Linked DNA regions of Homo sapiens: region 1 is linked to region 2. The links are chromatin contacts, found by Hi-C or POLR2A ChIA-PET in ENCODE. All regions are on one chromosome and are shown on one strand. The core of a region is the stretch at or near the end of the contact, and the rest is flanking DNA. Distances in the headings are between cores, read along the strand shown.

Evidence for each region. A loop is a pair of places that touch in the nucleus more often than their neighbours do. ChIA-PET counts read pairs that join two places held with the same protein, here RNA polymerase II (POLR2A). Pooled maps may share reads with other maps.
Region 1: a pooled map shows a loop between it and region 2 (2.3-fold over the local background). The contact joins the promoter of CLIC5 here to the enhancer-like site in region 2. A Hi-C loop is called at or near these places in 2 of 50 pooled maps. POLR2A ChIA-PET finds 5 or more read pairs at or near these places in 2 of 52 experiments (OCI-LY7 and activated T-cell).

The regions. Positions count from the first base shown.
Region 1 is chr6:46,012,682-46,019,118 of GRCh38, reverse strand. CLIC5 (chloride intracellular channel 5) reads left to right here and starts at 3,259. Exons shown (of 6, transcript NM_016929.5): 1 at 3,259-3,639. The coding sequence starts at 3,577. It also overlaps the pseudogene RNU6-754P. RefSeq lists enhancers at 2,457-3,301, 3,302-4,146 and a silencer at 3,559-3,608.
Region 2 is chr6:44,471,523-44,477,709 of GRCh38, reverse strand. No RefSeq gene overlaps it. Among named protein-coding and RNA genes, the nearest start is that of MIR4642, 39 kb to the right of the region's middle. RefSeq lists an enhancer at 1,741-2,271. Within about 2 kb of position 1,854, at least 3 of the 41 ENCODE cell types and tissues checked have a DNase peak (open chromatin) inside an H3K27ac peak, as active enhancers do.

The sequences.
Region 1 (6,437 bases), core at 2,010-4,509, 1.5 Mb before region 2:
TTCCATTTTAGCTTATCTGTTGGCTTTTTTTTTTTTACTATACTTTTGTTTTATAACTCAAATAGCTGTTTCTTTAGGGATTACAATACACATACCTAGTTTTTCTCAGGCTACTTAGAGTTTACTATATCAAGTAAAGTATATAAACCTTACAACTGTATAAATTCCTTGCCCTTTACCCTTTATGCTGCAGTGGTCATATTATTGAATCTAAATATATTAAAAATGCTATCAGATATGTTATAGTTTTCACTTTCAACAGTCATACAAAAATATGAATGTCACACAGATTTGCATGTCACCCTTTCATTGGAGCCATGCCAATCTTCTCTGTATGGTTTCCATTTTAGAATATGTGCTGCCAAAGTGAGCACTAAATGTGTTTTTAAAGTACTTTCCTGGTAAAAATTTATTCAAAACTTGCACCACATTTGTGAAACTATGGGCTGGAATTAGACATATAGTGTTTTTCTCCAGACAAAGCTAGAATTGACTCTAACCAATTATTCTTTAACATTAAAGGGTACAAAGTAAAGTCCTTTTATCTTGAGCTAAGGCATAATATGAAATTGAAAATGGAAAATATGCACAGAAATAGTTTATGACCAAAGAAGAATTATTTTTTTTGCAGCATGAAGCTTTATAATATCAAAACTATAAGTTATCTGCAGGGATGTCCAAATGGGAGATATTTCCTATAAAATGTTATTGAAAGAGATCTGTCCAAATTTACAATAGCAGTAGATATTTGGAGAAGATAAAATGAAAGTTAACTCTGATAGGTTTGGGATTAAGGAAAGAGAAGTCATACCACACATTGTTTAGATCATAGCCAAGGAAATGATCGAAAATACGTGTAACACATTTTTCATTAAAACAAAAAACAAAAAACCAAAACCCTCGAAGACATTTTATGCATATAATTTTATTTGCTACTGCCACATTGCCATTAAGAATATTGCCTACACTTCAGTGCAGGGATGTTCTGAGTCTGTGCATCATGCAGCGAAGGCACCAGTCTCCCTCTGTAACCTTGGTCCTTCCCTAAAGTATGTAGTCATTGGTGCAGAATGTACAGCTGTGAAGGTGACTGTTTCTCTAAAGGCTTTGGTGATGTAAGCCTGAAGCCAAGCAGGAGGAAAGCAATTAAACATCACCTTGATTAAGTTATAATGTACCAAGAGAGTTGCACGTTGGGCTTGGTGACTGCTTTCTTCAGGAAGGAGGAATTTGCACTGAGAGTCTGTGGGGACACAGCCTGCCATAAAGGGTAGTGAGGACATCTTTCCCTTTTCTTTGCCTATCAGATGCCTGACCTTTCAGGAAGGTTCAGCTAAAGTGCCTTTTGCTCCATGAAGCCTTTTCCTCTCCTCACCCCAACCATGGTAAATAGTATCTTTACGTGACAGCTTGTATAGCTCCTTCATCTTCCCAATTCATGTGGCAGCCTTAGTTTTCATTTCATGTAACTATTATTCTGAAAGGGATTTTGATCTCTGTTAAGACCGTTAAAACCATGCCTTTGTTTCCTCAAAGTGTGCACTTCCATAGTGTGCACTAAGAAAAGCAGTTTGTAGAGCAGTTGAGAGGACAGGCTCAAGTCTGTCTGGGTTTAAATCCTGACTTCACCATTTCCTAGCTGAATGACTAGGGATAAGTTACTTAAATACTTCATGTCTCAGTTTCCCCACTTGTAAAATTGGGATCATTATACTATTTGTAAATATTATACAAGTTCACACATGTAAAGTGCTCAACATTTTTGCCTAGCACATAATAAGTATTATTACTTATTTTTTTATTAAGCGATAAATTTTTTAATAAAGCTATTAAACAAATACATGTTTTTAGTAAGGAAGGACATAGCACAAACAGGATTAATTAAAGAGAAGGCAAAGAAGACAAAGAGAATTCCACCAGATTCTGGTGCAAAACATTCAATAATTATTTTTTAAAGAACTGAAGGGTGGGAATGTCTGTTGGTGCAACCACTTTAGAAAACCTATGGCAGTGTTTACACAAGGAGAGCATTCTTATACACTACAACTCAGCAAGTCCACTCCTAAGTATACATCCAAGAGAAAAGTGTCTGTGAATCCAACCAAAAGATGTTTGATAGAGAGAATGTTCGTGACAGAGTAGTCATGATAGTCACCTGCACAAATGTCCATTGACAGAAGAATGAATAAGTAAGTGTGTCGGTGAAAATGGATGATACACAACTACACATAGCACAATGGATGAATCTCACAAACATAGTAATGAGCGAAAGAAGCCAGACACCAACATTCCAGGCAAAAAGATCCTATGCTGCTACAAGCCAGAATAATGGTTACCCTGGGACAGTGGAGACGGGAGAAAAGATGTGGAGAGGAGAGAGCAGGAGGAGCTTCTAGGGCTGTGGCTAACATTTTATTCTTCATCTGGCGCTCGTTACATGGGTGGGTTGGATTGTGAAAATTCATTGAGGCATACACCTAAGATATGTGCATCTTTTCTGTGTTTGCATCCTACTTCACTAAAACAACCAGAAGAGAACGGGAATGAAGTAAGATCAGAAAATAAAGGAAGAAATAGAAAGAAAATGAAAGAAGGGAGAAGAAAAATAAACAAACCCAGAAGGCTGAAAGGCATGGAAGCCGCACCTGACCGGGTTGACTCACCCCTCTGCCCCAGGAGCCACCCCTGCCCTGCCCTGCCCGTCCCCAGCACCCTACTCTCCTTTTGCTTAGCCCAAGGATGGCAAATGCCCCTTTTGGTGGGGGTTCTGAGCATCACTAAGACAGGAAGGGCTTTCCAAGTGGGTAAGGCTGGTAGTGGAGTAACTCGGAGGAGCTGACGCTTTATTAAAGAAACAGAAGACTTGAGAGCCATCTCCTCTCTTCCTTCCCCTTCCCCTTTCCCCTTCCTCTTCCCCTTCCCCTTTCCCCTTCCTCTTCCCCTTCCCCTTTCCCCTTCCTCTTCCCCTTCCCCTTTCCCCTTCCTCTTCCCCTTCCCCTTTCCCCTTCCTCTTCCCCTTCCCCTTCTCCTCGACTCTTTCTGCCTTCGCCTCATTATCCGCCCCCAGGACATCCTCTTGGCCTTGGTGGCTTTGCCAGGACCAGCTCTGTCTCCGCCTCCTGCCCTGCGGGGTCTTGGGGCGGGGGGCCGTGGCCCGGCCCAGGCCCGAGCTGCCGGGGTGTCCCCGCCGCGTCCCCGCCCGGCTGACCCCGCCCTGCAGCCGCCGGCTATTTTGGGCGCGTTGGCGGCGGCGGGATCGCTGACAGTCGCGGATCCTGTGACACCTCCGGGCAGCCCGGCACTTGTTGCTCCCACGACCTGTTGTCATTCCCTTAACCCGGCTTTCCCCGTGGCCCCCCGCCTCCTCCCGGCTTCGCTCCTTTTCATGTGAGCATCTGGGACACTGATCTCTCAGACCCCGCTGCTCGGGCTGGAGAATAGATGGTTTTGTGAAAAATTAAACACCGCCCTGAAGAGGAGCCCCGCTGGGCAGCGGCAGGAGCGCAGAGTGCTGGCCCAGGTGCTGCAGAGGTGGCGCCTCCCCGGCCCGGGACGGTAGCCCCGGGCGCCAACGGCATGACAGACTCGGCGACAGCTAACGGGGACGACAGGGACCCCGAGATCGAGCTCTTTGTGAAGGTAGGTCGGGGTCCAGTCTCCCGCCGCACCTGCCGCGCCTCCCGCCGGGCTCACCCACCAGGGCTCGGGGTGCGCTGGACTCCGGACCCTCCCAGGAGGGCGGCGCGGAGCCCTGTGCTCCCCCGTGGCCTTTCCGCAGGCCAGCGCCCCGCTGCGAGGCTCCTGGGCGGAATGGAGGAAGGCAGGTTCCGGCAGGTGGCCGTCTTCTCGGAGAGTTGATCCGCAGTTTGTCCACCCCCGTCCCCGCCTCCGCTGTCACCGCTGCGAGTCCGAGTCCAGAGCCCAGCCCGGACGCGATTCAGGCTGGTCCTGAAAGACGTCTCCAGGTGTCGGGATGCGGCAGAAACCTGGCTGGACCCGTGAACCTTTCCTTTAAAACGGGAGGAGGGGGAGGAATGGGAGAGAAACGTTATTGACACAATGATCTTTGGCAAAGCGAAAATGACATTTCTTAAAATTCTCTTTCTCTCTTTCGCTCAGAGATCCTAAAATAAAAGCCAAGGAGACAAAAGTGTTTTCTTGCTTGGTGACTTGCAAAGCAGAAAACAAGCACTCCATTCTCCGACGTTATTATTTTTGTCATAATCATGATTTTTCAAGGCAGTATCAAGGAAATGTTAGGCGTTTGGTAGTAGGGAGAGCCTCCCGTTCAACCTGATGCAGACAGGGATGAAGGAGCACAGTGCAAATTAAATGAAGTCACCTTGCTCCTTGGACAGAAACTGCCTAATGTCAGAGCTGCTGTACTTTATTTGCAACCTGTAGGAGGAAGGATGGAGGCGAGGCTGCGGCGGCGTTTCCCGGTCCGCCGGTGTAAGGAGAAAGAAACATTTGATCAGCCCTTGGTGCCGACGCTGCAGAAGTAGGGAAACCTGAGGCTGCGGGAGAGTAGCCTCCAGGGCTGAGCAGAAACAGTCGCCAGGACTTGGGGGAGGGGAAGTCGGGGACTGCCTGGGCGCCAAGACCTTTCACAAAGGGGGAAAACTCTCTCAGTGCAAAGTTTCCCTAGAAATATGCAGATCGCTGAGAAGGGAAGAGTCACTGGTGCCTGTCAGGGGCCTCCTGGCAGAATTTAAAAGGCATAAATATTCCCTGGAATTGGGAAAATGTTATTTTGCCCAAAAGATCCTTCTCTACAAGCTAATTAAATAGATGTTTGCAAAAAGTATGAGATCTACATAAACCTTGATAACAATCTGTGGTCTTTGGTACTTTCTGACTCTTAAAATGTGACTTACTTTACACTTGGTACGTGATCTGTCTCCGTTGTCCCAGCCTACCACAAAGGTTTGTTAAATTTCTTCTGCTGGGTTTTACATTCTTTGTGTTTATTTTTCAAGCTTACACCTGACATTTAGTGACACTTGCTTTCTTCAGCCTGTTCTCTTCCCACTGTGGCCCCTGTGTGCTCCTTTGGTTTCTGGGACTCCCCCCACCCCCACCCCAGGCTGGATTTCCAGGTCCTTTGGCAGACCCAGGTAATAAAGGAGGTCATTTCTCGTCTGATGCTGGGTAGTGTTGGACCTTAGGGCAGCAAGGGGGTGTTCTGAACCCCAGCATCCAGGCCTGGGCCCTAGGGGTGAATAGGGAGAGCTTTAACAAAGCGATGAGTCTTGCTGCTCTCCTTGAAGAAAGCGATTCTAGGACTTACTCAGATTCCTTGAGAGTGGTAGTTTCAAGGTGTCAAGTTTCTGAAAGATATTTGAAACACAAATAGGTTCTTTAGAACCAAAGGAGCCCTTTGCCCCACTCCTAGGTGTGGAGACCGATTCTACCTGCACCTTTGGAATTTTCTTGTTGGCAGTGTTGGAGAGTCTCTCCATTTATATAAAAACCTTACTGCACAATTTGCAGCGTTCCCCAAATAATTCTAAAATGACTGTGTTGTCATTTGTTTTTTCCCTAAAGGAAATCAATGAGAGCCAGGCAGGCCTTCATGGCTAGCTCAAAAACCAGATTGATGGGGAGATCAAAACATCAGGTATGAAAGTTGTTTTGACTCCTCCCTCAACCCCATCTTTTTGAGCTTCAGGTTAGCAGTTCTCATTTACAAGTAAATGGGACAAGTAAAGGCTAGAAATATTGTGAAATAAAGATGCTGCCCAGGCCTTACTTGAACTGTGTCATTTGAGGGAAGCAATATCCTTGTTGACAGAATCACACTTTTCCAAAGTTTGGAGTTTCTCTGAGGTACATGATTCCCCATAAAAAGAAAGGCCTTCTTGTTGATGGTGTCAGGTAACTGAAGCTCTTTCTGCAGGGCAGGGTGGGTTGGTTTCTATGAAGACTTCCAAGAAGGATGGGTCCCACCCAGTTATAGTCATGACTTGGTCATTTTCAACACCCCCTTGGAAGGACCTCCCAACCTCTTGTTTCCACTGGGTGTACCACTCTAAATCACAGTCACCTAATGAGTTTCACAATGACATGTAATTGTAATTGTCTCCCACGTCAATTGATAGTCATTATCTGTTACTACTACTGCTGATAATGATAATGATAAGAAGAAGGAAAGATTGCAGCATATTAGGACATAATAAGTATGTTCAAATACCTTATCTCATTTGATCATCAGCAACTTTATAAGGCTTGATTCACTTATGTGAAAGATAAAGAAAACAAATAAACTGGATTCACAGGTACCTTATGAGACTCGCTGTCAGAGCACTTGATGAGCTGCAGTTTGCTCTTCTTGTAACAGCCCAGGGAACTAAGAATGATAATTCCTCCTGTTCTGTTGAACAATACATGTGCTCACAGAAAGTAGGTAAAATGCCCAAAGGTAGATGGCAGATAGC
Region 2 (6,187 bases), core at 605-3,104:
ATCATGTACAGTTGTGCAGTTTATGCACTGCACAAATGTGTCCAGCTAAGAGGGTTAGCGGGGACTGAACTCCACTTGCAAAGCTGTGCTGCTGAAGGCTGTGCCCATCCAGAGAGGGCTCTTTTTCCTAATTCTCCCTGTCAAGGGAGCAGCAGCCTTGCCCAGCAGACATGTGCAGATCCTAGGAGGAGGCATTTGGTGCCTTGACCAGCCGTCTTGATAAGCTTGTCACTCATCCTCGCTGCAGTGACTTGCAGAAAGGCCTGTCTGCTGCTGGGCTGGTTGCTTTCTTCCACAGGCCCTGGAGGGCTGGGGCTTCTCTCTGTAATAGTAGCCCTGAGCACAGCATCTAGCCTGCCAGCTGCCTGGCTGCTACAAGAGCTGATTTTACCCAATGAATTGAGGACCTGGCGAATTCTTTCATTTTGGCTTCCATGCTTAGGCTGAATGTCCATCCAGCATCTGTCAGAAGCTGACACCATTTCATGGCCCCCTGTGGAAGTGGCCGATGCTGTCCCTGGCCACCTGGCAAAGGGGGCCTGGGTGAACTTCCACCAGCATCTGCTTCTGCCTACATAGCCCCCACCCCGGCCAGCCAGACACCGCCAGGTCCTCGGCTCACCAGGCTTAGGGGTTTGGTTCTTGTCCTAAAAGATATTTTAGATAAGCGTCTGGGCTGTGGAGGAGGCACGTGCAGGTATCGGGACCTTCTTGGCGGTGGTATCTCCCTTCCAGGCCCTGTCAGCCTGGCTGTGCCCCCTCGGCCTGGCCCAGTGTGTGCTTTTCTGCTACCTGTGCTCTGACCATGGGGTCCTAAAAGTCCCCACACCCTTGTTTCTGATGCGCTGCTCCCCTCAGACCTCCATGCCCTCAAGGGACTCCTGGGCTGCTGCCCCAGTTCAGGCGACCACCACAGCACACAGCATAATTGTCCATGCCCGTGGCCCACAGCTGCCTACCATTTGGGCATCACGGATTCACGCCTGTGAATGCCACTTCTCATCTCTCAACCTCAGAGGCATCCAGGAGAAACAGCACAGGTCAGGTGGTCCTAAATTCAAATGTCCACTCTTCCCTCCCCATCCAGAGAGTTTGGGCAGCTTGTTTAGCCTTTTCCAACCTTAGTTTCTCTTTACAATGGGGAGACAACACGACCAACAATGTGCGTTAGGCAAAGTGATGTCTGAAAAGTGGCTGGTACCTGGCCCGAATGACCAACTCGTTGGGTTGCCCAGGATTTTCTGAGTTTAGCACCAAAGCTGTGCATCCAGGAACTCCTCAGTGATGAGCAAACTAGAACAGCTGGTCCGCCTACAGCCCCACACACGGGAGCCGCTTCCTCTTCACCCACCACTCAGAGGAGCAACTGACAACCTGGAGCAAGACCATCCGCGAAGCCTTCGGAGTGAGGAGAGGCGGCCAGGAAGGAGGATTCACCGTGCCAGACCCAGGCTGGGCCTCGCTTTGTAACACCTACCAACACCCCTTCAAGTTGCCCCATGCCCCTGCAGAAGTATGAAGTCCATAGGGCTGTGGGCCCCACAGCTCCCAGGGCAAAGCCCGGCAGGCAGTGGGTGCCCAGGAGCCCCAGCTGCTGGGTGCTCCCACACGCCCTGGCCAGGCCAGTGAGGGGGGCGCAGCCCAGCAGGCCTCCATGGGGTCCTCTGGAGGGAAGGAGGAGAAGGGCTTTTACTCCTTTCCTTGGGCAGAAGTGCAGGTAAACAGGCTCCTAACCCTGCTGTAAGGTAAAGCCTGTGAAGCAGGAACAAAGCGGTTTGTTCCAGCTCACCGTGTCGCCACAGCCCGTGGCCGGCCGTCTCTGGGGCAGCAGTGACACCTGCTGGCCGCCGGATGCACCTTGCTCCAGATTCCCTGCGGGAGCCTCCTTGCCTGCAACCCTAAGGAAGCTCGGGGGACCTGGTCAGCCGCACAGGAGAGGCCAGTTCGCCCAACCCTGCAGCCCTGGGGGGCGTCGGCTACAGACAGGCAGCTGGCTGGAGATGCTGCTGGAGCTGCGGGCTCTGGGTCCTTGGGGAGGGGAGGACAAGTGGCCTCTGCATCTGTCCTCTTTGGAGCCTGGGCCCCGCACAGCCTTCAAGAACTTGGAGGAAGAGGGTTCCTGGACAGAGCTGAGGGTGCAGGGAGCTAGACCAGCTTGCAGTGGCAAGCACCCTCTCCTGGATTTACCTATTTCCTCCCCTAAATGCTCCAAGAACACATCGTTTCCCCCATAACACTTCTTGATTCTAAGAACAGTCACTTTCTCAGAATCTTCATTTTCTCTTTGTTTCAATCCTAGTACTAATAGCTGGTTTTCTCTTCAGTGCTTCCTCCAGAAGCAAATGTCTCTGCAGCTCATGAGCAGGATGGGACATGCCTGAAAGGTGGTACCATAAAAGTCTTATGGGGACAAGGGGACCCTGTCGTCAGCCACCTCCCTGGTAGCCAGCTGATCACTGCCCACACTCCAGCCTCAGACGAGCAGCTATTTAAAAACGAGGCCTCAGCAGAATCTCAGGCTCTCACATGCCTCAAAGTCCAAAGGTCTATGCTCTTCCTAGTAGACATCTGGGGAAATCGAGGCTGAGAGAAGCAGAACGGCTTGTCCCAGATCTGACAGCTGGCTCAGCCTCACCCTCTGTGCCTCCCACTGCTCTGTGCCTGCTTCAGGCTTCCAGAAGAAATCATGTATTGTGTTTGGGGATGCCTTGATATCAAGGAGAAAAACTGAATACAACATTAAATGTTTATCCATAGGGGGACTGATTACATGAATAATCTATACCCACCCACTGGAATGCTGTAAAATAGCACACTGGCCTTAGAATGGCCACTCCTCTGTTTATTTGGTGACTGTGAGCAGATTACTCACCCTCTCTGAGCCTCTGTTTCCTAATCAATAACGGGGTGATGCAGTAACATCCTTCTAAGGGTTTATCTGAGGCCCCCAGGACTTCATGACTTTACAGGATATTTATATATAATAACTCCTTTTTACACACACACACACACACACACACACACACAGATTACAAAACAATATATGTGCTTATTCTCAGTCAAGATTCTGAAAAACATGGGGTGAGGTGACTTGAAAAGAGTTTACTTATAGGGTTTAAGGAAATCAACAAGGGAAGAAGGGCCAGTAACCATCCGCAGGGCTGAAGGGTAAAGGGAAGAGGTCATTATGGGAATCCAGAGAGGGAAAATGTGTGAAGGGGCCACCTGACAGGAGCTACGACTCCCAGCAGAGGGCCGCCACTAGTCCCCTGACCATGAGGGCTGCTGCGACTAGTCCCCTGACCATGAGGGCTGCCGCCAGCCCTCTGACCCCAGGATCTGCCACCAGCCCTCTGACCCCGGGGTCTGCCACCAGCCCTCTGACACCAGGATCTGCCACCAGCCTTCTGACCACGGGGTCTGCCACCAGCCCTCTGACCCCGGGGTCTGCCACCAGCCCTCTGACCCCGGGGTCTGCCACCAGCCCTCTGACCCCAGGATCTGCCACCAGCCTTCTGACCACGGGGTCTGCCACCAGCCCTCTGACAACGGGGTCTGCCACCATCCCTCTGACAACGGAGTTTGCCACCATCCCTCTGACCACAAGGTCTGACCTGGCACAGAGGGAGCCAGCGACAGGAATATCCTAGCCACACCTCCTGTCCCTTGCAGAGGCTGAGCCCTTTGATGCAGTGCACACCGGTCAGCTTCTGCGCAGAGAGTACGGTGGAGGAGGCAGCCAGGGTACAGGCCCAGACAGCTTGTATGCATATGAGAATGTCCAAAAGAGACACCCCAACATATCCAACTGTGTTCATCTTGGGTTGGGGGCCAACTGCGGTTGCCAGGAGTAGGGGAAATGACACTTGGATCTTTTACTTCCTATTTCTCTATATTTGCATTTATAACAACTAGCAGATATAAAACGTGTCATCGGCAGCAGTAATTAAAATGTTCCATTTGGGGAACAGCACCTAGATTTCAGTGAGGTCCTGGTGGAAAGAGCACCATTCAGGGGTCCGCAGTCTCAGCAGCTGTTCACGCCTCCTTCAAGAAGTTAGCCTGCCCCCTACTCCAACCCACTTGCGGCAATGGCTGCACAGAGCTCCAGGTCAGCTTCAAGTTGAAGGACCGTACCTCATGCTGGGCTGCTCTGTACCATTCTACTTAAATGAGGCATGTGTATCCACAGCTAGACAGCGGCCACCTCAATGTCCTTTTCACAGCCCTGGGCTGGGCACAGAAGAGGTGCCCAGGAATATGTGGCCGCGACAGACTGATCGAATGCACCAGCTCCGTGTCTTACCAGTGGGATGACCTGCGGGGTAAGCCATTTAACTTCAGCGTCCTCATCTCTCAGGTGCAGAGATGGATGGAGGCCTTGCTCACCTCCCAAGGCTGCCAGGAAGTGAAAACATTCTGAAAAGGCAAAAGCACATGCAAAACCGATGTGTCAGGAGCAACACACTTGGATTCATGCACCTTTGCAAATGCTTTTCTTTTCAGTGTTTAAAAAAAAAAAGTGTGTTTAAAAAGAGAGATCACTTCTCTTCATTTCCTGCCCTCTCCCCTTCACAGGGGCATGAGACATTTCATTCAGGGTCACAGATTCTGTTTCTGTCTGGGGGAGGCCGGCCTCGGGGGATTGGCCCCCTTTAGGAATTTGTACCGGGGGAAATATAATCCAGTGTTTTCCAGCCACCATTTAGCAAAAAGTTGTCATCGGAGTAGTTTCCTCCCAGCGATGCTGCCTTCACCTTACCCCCACCCCGCCCCCCAAAGGACCGACTTGGTGACTCTCTTCATAGTTACGAACAAGCAAATCTGCAAAAACTTAGGAGGCCTCGGCTGAACCAAAACGTTTTTCAAAGAAACACTTTCCAGCCTAAGAAAGGTAATATCCTGGAGGGCTGCCCGCCTTCCTGCAATTAACTAGAATACCACCCAACGGCGCTTTTGTTGGCTACCATTTCCCATGGAAATACCTCAAATGCTTTTCCTCCTGGTGGTTCAGCAACTAGAGACATGGAAACAGGCTGCAGCTCTAAAATGGGACCTTTGTCTTTTCCTGTTCAAGTCACAGAAGGGTAGTCTGGACCAGAGAGCCCTTCCTCTGCCACCCACGGCAGCCTAGGCACGGGCAAGGAGCAAGGGTCCTGGCTCCCGTGTGGGCTCTGGGCCCAGGCCCTGAAGCAGGATGGGAGGGGAGGGGGCGATGTCATGAGGAGGGGCCTAGGGACTGAGACTCTACCAAAAGTGTATTCAAGTCCAGCCCCACCAGAAAGCCTCCAGCTCTGTGAACTTGACTGCTTGACTGTACCTCCCTAAACCCCCAGGCCTCCACTTTCCTATCTGTTAACTAGGGAAGCAAAACCTTGCAGGGTTGTAGTGAAGATTAAATGAGCAACACTTGTGCAAGCTCCTGATACCCAGTAGGTGCGTGTTACAGCATAGTTTTCATTTTACTATTTGAGTTAGAGTGTCTGCTCCACTGTCTCCTTTTAAAATATAAATGCTGCAGGAGGAATAATCTTTGAAGGTTTCTAGAAGCCCATCAGGAAGAGGAAAGGAGGTGGTGGTGCCAGGTGGAGGAGGCCAAAGGAGAGATGTCAGGAAAAGCAAGCCACAGAGCAGCTGATCTATCCTATCAGGGGCAATGGCAGAGAGATCTTCCAAAGAAAGTGTTAAGGCTTCTGAACCCCCCTGGAAACATAATGCAAGGGCTGTCCCCTGACCAGGTGGTCTGTACCATGCCATCAGTGACAAGGACACTCGGAGTTTCACCACTAACAGGATCCAGAAAAGGAATTGGTATGCAAAGTATGTCCCTCCAGCTTCAAGCCTGCCCTGCGCGTCCTCCATGACCTCAAGCCACGCCGCTGCCCTCCTTCCCGGCCAACGCCAACACCGGTCTGCAACTGCACTGATACTAGGTTATCAGCACCAGGCCTCTCACTTCCCAGAGGCACGCTCTTGTCCACCTAGAGCAGCCTGACCAGCCCTGGGAAGGACCTCCGGCCCCGATGACCTGTCCAACTGAGTGTCTGCACCTGAAATTCTACCAGCAGCTGTTCATTTCTTTAAGCAGGAACTGTACAGTTTTGAAAATGTTCAAACTATGGAGGAGACTAGATAAGTAAAAGGAAAAAATGGGGTGGGGAAAAGGGAGTTTGCTATCATTTACAAG